Regions from separate parts of the Homo sapiens genome. Here all the other regions are linked to region 1. Evidence: chromatin contacts called from ENCODE Hi-C data. All regions are on one chromosome and are shown on one strand. Each heading gives the region's core, a stretch centred on a gene start or an enhancer-like site at or near the end of the contact. The rest is flanking DNA. Distances are from core to core; before and after follow the strand shown.

Region 1 (3,597 bases), core at 755-3,254:
CTGGGTTTCACAAAAAAAGGAAAACAAAAACCTCTGTCATTTTTATACAAAAATATCCACTCATGAATGAATGTCTATTCCTTGCCAGGGATTTGCTTCTCCAGTGTAAAAAAATAAAAAAATAAATAAATAAACAAAACAAAGCAAAAATCTCTCCTTCTGCATTTCCAATCTCCAGTGATTTGAGTTACCAATCAGAGAGAATCCAGGGACTGAGTCCAGGCCCTCCCATCTCTCTAAGCTCCCTAGCTCAATATGACTTGGAATCCCTTTTCCCTTCACCATTCCCATGGCTACTGCCTTAAGACTTTTGCAACAGTTAGACCTCCACGCCTTCAATATGCAATGCCTGTAGCCCCAATACCCAGCCCCAAAAATGCCTCAGGAAGAATCATCTCTGTATAAAGAAAGGATCATATTGGTAATTTTTATCCATTCTTCAATGATAGTCAAACAAAGCAAGTTTTTCCTAGGAAATCGTTCCTGCCCTCTTTCTTTCCCTGTAACTCCAAAGCTCAGTTTGGTCCTTTTCAAATTCTATGCATATCTCTACTATAAGATTTATCTCAACTTACGAAACTTACTCCCTCCAAAAACTGCTGGAAATACCAAAGAGAAAAGAATGAATAATATATATATACCCACACACACACATTACATATGTTGAAATTACGAAACAATACCAACATTTCACCTACCCAAGACTAATCGCCCACTCTTCCCCTTTAAAACCTGGCTGTAGTCATTTTCTTTTTTTTTTTAATCAAATATAAAAATAATTTATTAAAGGTTTATATCAGAGAACTGCTGAAGCAACAAGAACTAGAAGAGTTAATATTCCAGAAAAGGGAAAATCATGGAGAGGTAGTCCAACATTCTGCAGCTAGCTTTTCCCTGGGTGCATATAATAATTCTTGGTGTAGGCAAGAAGATGAATACAATGGTTATATACCAAACAGAAAAATCGATATCAGAGAAAAGAGCAGGGCTTATGATGGACTCCAAAGAACAGGGTGAGAAAATTGGAGATTAAAGGAGAATGGGGCTGCTTCACCCTCAAATTATTTGCCAAATTTTGAAACTATGTCATTTTCCCTTTAGAGTCTCCTCTCCCTCTTCTCTGCTGGCTCCTTCTCATTTGCATTTAAACTTGTTTAAAACTCTTCCAACTTAAATAAAAACAAAAACCCTCACTGAATTCTCTGTTGCTCTCCAACTGCAACTTTTCTCTTTCATTGCCACACTTCTTACATATTGAATAGATTGTCAGATAATTCAGAAGCTTACTTTCTCCATTCTTTGTATGTTACCTCTATGTATCTGAAGTTTAGTGAGAAATACAATGTTTCGCGATCTTTTGTGACAGGCTAAATATACTGAGATTGGTGTTAACTTTTGTTTGGATTGGTAAGAGCTTACAGTAAGTCTGGAATTGATACCAATAGAGACAGGAGGAGGAAATGTCAAACTGAGTCTATTCAAGTGTGACTTGAATGTGTTTCCGAAAAAGGAAAATCTCATTTCAGATACAGCAGTAGCAATGACTGAGGCTGCGAGACATGCTGGCAGAGTCCTTACAAGCCGCAGGGGACCTACAAAGTGTGCAGTCCGAGTGATAGAAATGTAAAGAATGGGTAACTTAAAAGGTAAAGAAACTTGGAGAAAAAGCGACAGATCTGCCTGAAAAGAGAATTAGCAACTGGCACCTGCCAGAACATCTAAAAAATCGGTAGCTACAAAAGGGTTTACCGGCATTGCAAAGGGAGAACTCACCCAAATTAAGGTGAGATTCAGTACTGACGAGGTAAGGGAAGGGGTGAGTGGGCTAGCTTACGGGAACCCTCAACTCCCACAACAATAAATAACTACAAAAGCCCCAAAACAGAGGTACCTGGCGCAACACCTCGGCCCTGGCATTCCGGGTCTGTTCTTTCCGCTCTTCGATACTCTTCGCACTTTCAAATCTACCACTAGCAGCCGCCATACTTGTTGCCATCGTAAAGCTAAGAAGCCGCAAGAAAATTCTAGTTTACGACGGTCGTAATTTAACAAACAAACCGGGACTTCCGGACCCGAGGAAGGAGGAGCACGGCTCCACCAACAGGGCATGCGCACATCTGAGGTCGCTTAGGGCTCGGATTACCGCAGCCCAGATTTTAAAGACCCGAAGGGTGTTGGAGGGTTTAATTCTTTCAGGTGTTGGGTGCGATTGTGAGCAGGATTAATACCCGTATATATTTATTATGCACTTTTTACTATATTAACAGCTTTCTCACCAATTTCGTCTTAAAATCACCGGAGTAAGTTACAAGCTCTTGGAAGTTAAGTTGGTACCTCTCAAAAGTTTTCTGCGGAAGTACCCTTTGTCGCCAGAGCATCATTTCCCTGTGCTGGAGGAATGGGATAAAGGGAGGCTGCCAGAAAGGTAGTGGCAGCTGGCAGGAAGGACAGAATTGCCTTGAAGATTCAGTGTTTTGTTTTGGTGGATTTTACTTAATATATGAAACACTCATGTGAATTTTGCATTGCACTTCACAATTTACCCGTGCTTAACTTGTTAGAAGTTTACATTATATTTTTTCCTCTGACCCCATATTATTTACTCATACTTATCCATCCAAGCATTTTTCATTACAATGGACAGTTACTTATTTATTTCTGCGGAGATTTCTTTGTTTTGTTTTACGCATGTATCGCCCAAACATAAAACTTTTAAGTTCAGAAGAATAAGACATTCTAAGGTGATGAAGTGCTTTGAGAACATAAGACACTAAGCTTACATTTACAAGAAGAAGAAGGCTGGGGAATTAATTATAAACGATACCTTAAAGACGCTAAAAATAAGTAACATAAGCCAGGTTGAGGTAAATACTCTTTCTCTTCAGGTTTCATAAAATTTAATGTGTGTTTGCAAGAAGCTTTCCAAGAGTTTTTACATTCACTACCATTCTATGAGTCTGAATCTTGAACACACAATGCCTACTTGTTTGATATGCAATAGAAAGTATTCATTTTATTTTAAAATGTAATTTACTAATCGACCTTGTAATATTTAATCAACTGACTACATTGACTGATATTTGTCATAACTAGCATCAACGTCTTTTCAGATTCTCTTGGAATTCAGAAAAACATCCATTTCACTGTTTTGCATCAATTCAATAAAAATAAACTGTGATTATATTAGAAACGTGTGTGTTTTAATCAGTTCAGGCTGCTATAACAAAATATTATAGAATGGATGGCTTATAAATAACAAACAAGTATGTCTTACAGTTCTGGAGGCTGGATAAAATCAAGGTGTTGGGCTATTTGCTGTCTAGTGAAGGTGTGTCCTGGTTCCTAGAGGGCAGTATTTTTGCTGTGTCTCATATGGCGGAAAGGGAGAGGGATCTCTCTAGAACTTCTTTTATAGGAATTCATGAGGGTGCTGCTCTCATGACCTAATCACCTCCCAGAGTCCCTACCTCCATATACCAGCACATTGGGGATTAGATTTCAACATAAGAATTTTGGGGAAACAAACATTCGGTCTAGAGCAATGTGCAAAGTTATATGAAGAAAACTTTAAAATCTTGCATAAGCTCCCCAAAAAGA
Region 2 (3,597 bases), core at 310-2,809, 6.3 Mb after region 1:
TAAGCAAAATATGGGATTAAAAAAGGGAGGGAGAGCAGAGAAAGTAATTCTCAATTGGCTGAAGATTCAAGTTGGTAAAGGAAACTAGTGAAAGCAAAGAAAGGCATGTTGGGTCCAGAACACGCAGGAGCTAGGGTCGCTTGCCATGCTAGAGTAACTTAAAAACCTGTCCTCTTTCCATCACATTAAACAGTGGTGAAAAATCCGAAAGCCATATTAAAGAAGAGATGTCAGGGATATGACTACTTAAAATTCAGGAAACTACTTTTGTAAAATCAAGAGCTGTTAGGAAGGGTTATACCTGTGCCCTTATGGTGTGTGGCAAACTTGCTCCCTCGAAACCCTACTTGACTCAGATACACAAAATTTTAAATGAAAGCAACTGAAGATGTGGACAAATACTGGCAAGGTAACAATATCAGTACAAAGCAAAACTGTGTGTGGCTACGTGCTTCCAGTTTTTGTATCAATCTCAAGGCAGCAACGTTTACGTAGGTACCAATGACACTCAGCACAGCTTCATGTGCTTGTAGATGAAGTTTTAAAACCACATTAAGAGGCCGGAGACGGTGGCTTACACCTGTAATCCCAGCACTTTGGGAGGCCGAGGCGGGTGGATCACCTGAGGTCAAGAGTTCGAGACCAGTCTGGCCAACATGGTGAAACTCCGTCTGTACTAAAAATACAAAAAAAAAAAAAAAAAAATTAGCCAGGCGTGGTGGCACGCGCCTGTAATCTCAGCTACTCGGGAGGCTGAGGCAGGAGAATCGCTTGAACCCGGGAGGCAGAGGTCGCGGTGAGCCGAGATCACTCCAGCCTGGGCGACAGAGCAAGACTCCATCTCAAAAGATAGATAGATACATAAAAATAAAAACATACTGAGGGTTTGGGTTTGTTTTTTTTTTAATGTCGGGGAGGAGAAAGGTGCAATCCTCCAGGCTATTTTATTCATCAACAAATCAAGGAGTGGGTGGAGGAAATAAACACTCATCGATGGAAGAAGGGGAAGGGGGATCCTGTCTTTTCTATTCCTCTCCTGCGCTCGCTCCCTAGCTTCCTCGGAGCTTCCAGTTGCTCCTCCCGCTCTGCTGGTCTCTTCAGTCTCCCTCTTCCCGCGGCACACCCCTCCCCAACATAACTCCACTCTCCAGTGCTCTCCAGCCACCGCCTGTTCGTCCCCACAGTCCCAGGTCTCCTCGCCTCCTCAGTTCCCAACCCCTGTGTGGGCTCCCCTCCAAGATCCCTCCTCAATCCACACATTCTGGGCCCCTCCACTCCTCATTCAGCCCCCACAACTAGATCTCCCCAACAGGCCCCACTCTGCTGGTCCCCACTCTGTCTGCCCTTAGCCCCTGACTCCTCTCTCCAGTCCCTTCACACAAGGACCCGGAGTCCCCTTCCAGTCAGCAGACAGCTGCCCCGCTCTCACCTTGATCTCCTCCACCCGCCGGGTCAGGCGGCTGATCCGGGTCCCCAGATCCTCCTTTTCCAGCCTCCCGGAGTGTGCCAAAACTTCTGTCACGAACGAGGCCATGGCCAAGACGGGAACCAACGCTGACTGGGTCACTCTCGTAGCCAGCGCCGCAGCTCCCGTCCCGCCGGCCGTCTTGACGCGAGGCCTGCCGGGAAACGGAGTCTCGCGGGCCTCAGACCGCCGCCCGGAAGGCGAGGGGCGCACTACAACTCCCAGCAGGCACCGCGCCAATCCCGAGATGGGATTTCCACGGTGTCCCGTAGTTGGCAAACTGTAAGCAGACGCGTTTTCTTCCTTAGTTGTTTTCAAAGTTCGTTGCTTCCCGCCCGTTTTTCACTGGAGGAAATTAAACGTTTTTAATAACCAGGTCTAACTGAACCTTTCTAAACTTCAAAAGGCTTACTTGTAAAATTATCTAACTGAAAGAGCCAACGAGCCCATCTCGATCTTTTTTCCTCAACTTTTATTGGGCCGCTGTGGCACCAGAATCTACGAATGGCGCCCTCTAGAGTTGTGTAAAGAAGTGGCGTCACCTCATTATAAATAAAAGGTTGCTTATAATTGCATCTATGTACATATATTACATCTACGTGATACATTACACATTTACATTACCTACATTACATATTTATATTACTTAGATATACATAATATTAGTCCTGTGTGAACAAGATACTTAGTACTTTCTGTCATATTATAAATATATAAATGTGTCAAAAGCTTTTAAAAATGGTTTCATTATTTTAATGCATTGCATACAGAAAGATGTTCACAATATTCTATGTATACTATGATTCCTTTTTAAAAACTTAAGTGTATAACCATTGGTCAGAAAACAAAAAGTATGTAAGTATGTATGTAAAGGACAGACATCAAATTATCCTATGGGTGGTGGATTTATGGTATTTATTCTCTTCTCTGCCCTTGCTTTCTCTATTTTTCTGCAGTAAACATACACAGTCCTCCCTTGGTATGGGGGGATTGGTTCCAGAAACCTCCCCTGCCCCAGTAGCAAAATCCGTGGATGCTCAAGTCTCTTACATAAAATGATGTAATGTTTACAAGTAACCAGCACACATCCTCCCCATACACTTTAAATCATCTCTTGATTACTTATAAGACCTAATACAAATCAATCTAAATGCTATAGAGTCGTTATATTGTATTTTGATTTGCATTATTTTTTGTTGTTGTATTGTTATTTTTTATTAGTTTTTTCCAGAATATTTTTGATCTGTGGTTGGTTGGATCCGTGGATACCAAGAGCCAGATGTACTGTTTTGATTAAAAGGTTTTTGGTTTTTTAAAAAGATATATTGTGAGGGTTGACCCCAAGTAGGCACTGACTCTAAGATCCCTGACAATTGTTAAGTGTCTTTGAGACAATCTGCTTATCCCAGTGAAGCAAGGGCCAATTCACATGCCATGAGCAAAGGAAACAAAACTGGGATTGAGAGAGGAAGCACTGAAAACAGCCAAAACATCCTGAGAAACTCCCTTCCTTGGAAAACCAAATCAATTTCTTTTTGGTAGACCTGTCAACTTTGAATTCTAACTGCAACTAATAATAAATGCCCAATGACAAAGAATGACTGATAGATGAAAATTCTGAAACTTTGTACTGCATATTTATTAAGCAATTATCACATAGCAGACATTGTGCTAGGTCTGGGGACCCACAACATGTGAATATATAATCACAGAAAAATATGATAATTACTAATTTGTAGGTAGATGAGGGATGGATCTAGATTTAGTGGAACTTAAATCTTATACAGTTGCAGGGAGGGGAAGGACTCTTTAAAGAAAAGAATATAAAATAATGAATACAAAATTAGATGTCAGCCTTAGAAGGGGCTTGTGCAAGTAATGAGCTGTGAAGTTTAATCTGCCCCTGAGGAAGATGCAAATGGCAGAGGAAATATTGGAGGAAGAGCACCCAGTCTCTGACTGAATTAGAAAGGTTTCACAATGTTAACATTTACAGGAGGCCATCACTTTGGACTGAGTTCCTGCACTAAGCCCAACAGACCAAACCAAAATGGAGTCACTCATGCTAAAGCTCTACTTCGCCAAACCAAAACTAAGCTGTCTGTCTGACCTTCTGAGAAATCAGGAGAATG
Region 3 (3,597 bases), core at 343-2,842, 5.1 Mb before region 1:
AGTTATGAGGTACTATTTATTATATGTAAATATTACAAATATTTTTTGTTAAAAATATCTAAGGCTTTTGAGTTTTTGAAATGCAAGCTTTCCCCTATACTTAAGTATATTCATTATCTTACTGCTTTGGTCAGGACAAGAACTGAAAAAGAGAAATAATCTTGAGTTCAGAATGAACAATTCTTGCTATATATATTTTCCCACATGTGTTAGGAATGTTCTGTAAACCTTCCGAGAAATAGTGACTTGAACTAAATACTAAACTACTACCAAGCCCCAGGTGCATTTTTGGAAGTTTTTAGTCATTGGGAGCCATGGCATTTCTTTTCTCTGTATTACAAACTGTTACACTCACTTTCTTTGACTATTAACATTGGAACAGTAGACCTCCTGTTCTGTGACTGACTGGCAGGCAGAAATGACACAGACAGGAAATGGGAAATGGTTCAGGGTCTTGGAATTCCCCCGGCTCCCTAATTAAGTGGCTTGCTATTTGGAAGTTTTTTAAATATTTGCCCCTTGGAGTTCCCCAGAGAGAAGCAAGCATCGGATTCAACGGGCAAAGAGCGTCAACTTCAAAAGTCGTTCGTTGGTTGTCATACCACAAACATTTACTGCACGACACTGTGTCTATGGCACTATTGGGGGAGTATGGCGGGGGGATACAAAAGGTCCATGACTAGCAAAAGCCAAGGGTTTTTATTTACAAATTTTCTATTACCTAAGCATTAAAAAAAATTGGGCTCCTCTCTGGTTTATGTACAATTATATGTGCATGTACACCAATACACAGGCAGACGTATATATTTCATTTTATTGAAACATTCAGAAAATACTGGGAGTGAAGCCTGACTTGCAATACAGTTCTCTTTGCTGGCAATGAGCATCTGAAATAATGACACTTTTTTCTTTAGTGCATATGAACTGTTTGTCTCCAGAACAGAAAACCAAAAGTTTAAAAACAAGATACTCCCGTTGACATCAAGTCTTCAGAATTATTCATCTGATGCTTCCTAGTTTCCAAAGTTTCGCTTTTTTCGATTTGCACAGGCAGCTGTTGAACGCTGATGCTACACAAACGGTTACAATTGTTTACTTAAGCAAAAAATGCCACCAGACTGACTCCATCCTCAAAATGCAGTCATCTGGACGGGGGGAGGCATCACACTTGGGGAGCCTTGCCAGGGGCCAGATCATAACCCTGAGGTGACACAGGGTAGGACGCGCAAAACCACCGGCGCCAGGGCGTTTCCGCAGGGTTTCCCAAAACTCAAACGCAGCGGCTCACGGTTTGCCACGTCCCCCAGGAGAATGGTAGACACAGAGAGGAAATGTGGAGAGGGCACAAACCGCAAGGTGAAGAAAACGAACAAACACCGAGTTGATACGGATAGTCCCCGTTCCCCTGAGGGCCGACCCCGTGACTCCCGATGAGCGTCCAGTTGCGCCGGGCATCCTGGCCTCCCAGCGTCTTTCCCGGAGGTTCATCGCCGCACGGCGGAAAGCGCTCTCGGTTCCGCTTTCCGGCCCCAGCCTCCCGGGCGCCCTCGCGCGGCGGCTAACGCTGGTCCTCGGCCGGGCGCGCTGACGTCATCGTGCGTCAGAGTGAGCCCGGATGGGGCGGCGGGCTTCGGGAGCGCCCGGGCTGATCCGAGCCGAGCGGGCCGTATCTCCTTGTCGGCGCCGCTGATTCCCGGCTCTGCGGAGGCCTCTAGGCAGCCGCGCAGCTTCCGTGTTTGCTGCGCCCGCACTGCGGTGAGTGCTGCTCCTTCCGGGCTCGGGCGGCGTGGGGCGGGTGGGGACGCGAGGGCCCGCGGGGGCCCACTTCCCTGATGTGGCGGCGAACGAGGAAGGACGGGGCCTGAGGCCCTTCGGCCAAGGGTCGAGGGTCGCCGGGGGCTCTCTGCTTTCTACTCTCGCCAAGGTTTTATTGGATTCGGAAGCCCCAACTTCGAGACTTGCAGTCAAAGCGATTTTTAAAATGACTTGTTTTCAAGCCTCTGGCCGCCGCCCACTCTTCTGGCCCTTGGACTTTGACCAAGATGTTTTCTCGCAGTTTTTGCAAGGTTTTAAACTTAGCCCTCGGCGTTCTTTTAATGTAATACATTGAAACGAAGATATTTCGGTGGCGGCGATATTTCATATTTCATAGTTGCCACTGCGCTCTGTCATTCCAGTAGTCGTCTGTTGTGTATTGTGAGAAGCAACTCTGGGAAATTATTGGGTAAATCCCATAGTTTCTATTCTTTTCCCTTCCATCCTATCCCCTGCCCAGCTGCAATTTGCGTAAAGAGAATGCAGCAGTGCGGTGCACGTAGATAAAAATCTTTCATTTAAAGATAGGATATAAGACCGGGTGTAATTAAAGCAATCATGCCAGTGGTCGTAGTGCCGGAGCCACTGTTTCACAGGCCACTGTGTTAGGTTTTGTTTTCGAGTTGCTTTCTGTGGTCGTTGCTTTGAAATTGTAAGGGAATGGCAGAGTTTAAGAGTTTATATTAATGAACTCGTGGTGCATTTTACTGCAGTTTTCCTAGTCGTGGAGAGACTTGATATTACAAACTAACGTTGCTGTCTTAATTCCTGCTGTACTGCTGCTGACAGGGTGTAGTGGAGTGTCTGTCTGTCTTTTTAACCAATGTGCCTTTGCCTCCAGCAGAGTGCCAGAGTTACCTTTAGGCCAGAAAAGGGGAGGAGAGCAAGGACAAAATGTTTCCTGTGTGAAAATTTCCATCTGTCTCTGAAGTTGTGCGTTTTAAAGACACGTATAGTTAGTGCTATGGGGAGTATGTTGCATTTACTTATTTTAATTAATAGCTTTTTCATTTAGAAAGTTGTGACAAATTGCTGGAATTAAGATGTATTATCTAAAGTGTGAATTATTCTTAGACTTTACTGAATAAATTGAAGAGTATGTAAGTTCTATTTGGCATGCACATACAGTTTTCTAAAATACTTTTTGTTTTTTCTTTTCAGATTTACAACCCTGAAGAATCTCCCTATCCCTATTTTGTCCCCCTGCAGTAATAAATCCCATTATGGAGATCTCGAAACTTTATAAAGGGATATAGTTTGAATTCTATGGAGTGTAATTTTGTGTATGAATTATATTTTTAAAACATTGAAGAGTTTTCAGAAAGAAGGCTAGTAGAGTTGATTACTGATACTTTATGCTAAGCAGTACTTTTTTGGTAGTACAATATTTTGTTAGGCGTTTCTGATAACACTAGAAAGGACAAGTTTTATCTTGTGATAAATTGATTAATGTTTACAACATGACTGATAATTATAGCTGAATAGTCCTTAAATGATGAACAGGTTATTTAGTTTTTAAATGCAGTGTAAAAAGTGTGCTGTGGAAATTTTATGGCTAACTAAGTTTATGGAGAAAATACCTTCAGTTGATCAAGAATAATAGTGGTATACAAAGTTAGGAAGAAAGTCAACATGATGCTGCAGGAAATGGAAACAAATACAAATGATATTTAACAAAGATAGAGTTTACAGTTTTTGAACTTTAAGCCAAATTCATTTGACATCAAGCACTATAGCAGGCACAGGTTCAACAAAGCTTGTGGGTATTGACTTCCCCCAAAA

Evidence for each region. Hi-C counts contacts between places; a loop is a spot of excess contacts on that map. Pooled maps may share reads with other maps.
Region 2: a pooled map shows a loop between it and region 1 (29-fold over the local background). The contact joins the promoter of ZW10 here to the promoter of CWF19L2 in region 1. A Hi-C loop is called at or near these places in 5 of 50 pooled maps.
Region 3: a loop to region 1 is called in a pooled map, with 6 times the contacts of the local background. The contact joins the promoter of BIRC2 here to the promoter of CWF19L2 in region 1. A Hi-C loop is called at or near these places in 4 of 50 pooled maps.

What each region holds. Positions count from the first base shown.
Region 1 is chr11:107,455,821-107,459,417 of GRCh38, forward strand. CWF19L2 (CWF19 like cell cycle control factor 2) reads right to left here and starts at 2,005. Exons shown (of 18, transcript NM_152434.3): 1 at 1,892-2,005. The coding sequence starts at 1,996. RefSeq lists an enhancer at 1,784-2,289.
Region 2 is chr11:113,772,133-113,775,729 of GRCh38, forward strand. ZW10 (zw10 kinetochore protein) reads right to left here and starts at 1,560. Exons shown (of 16, transcript NM_004724.4): 1 at 1,430-1,560. The coding sequence starts at 1,534. RefSeq lists enhancers at 1,291-1,560, 1,691-1,750.
Region 3 is chr11:102,345,622-102,349,218 of GRCh38, forward strand. BIRC2 (baculoviral IAP repeat containing 2) reads left to right here and starts at 1,593. Exons shown (of 9, transcript NM_001166.5): 1 at 1,593-1,755; 2 at 2,977-3,597. RefSeq lists an enhancer at 2,145-2,214.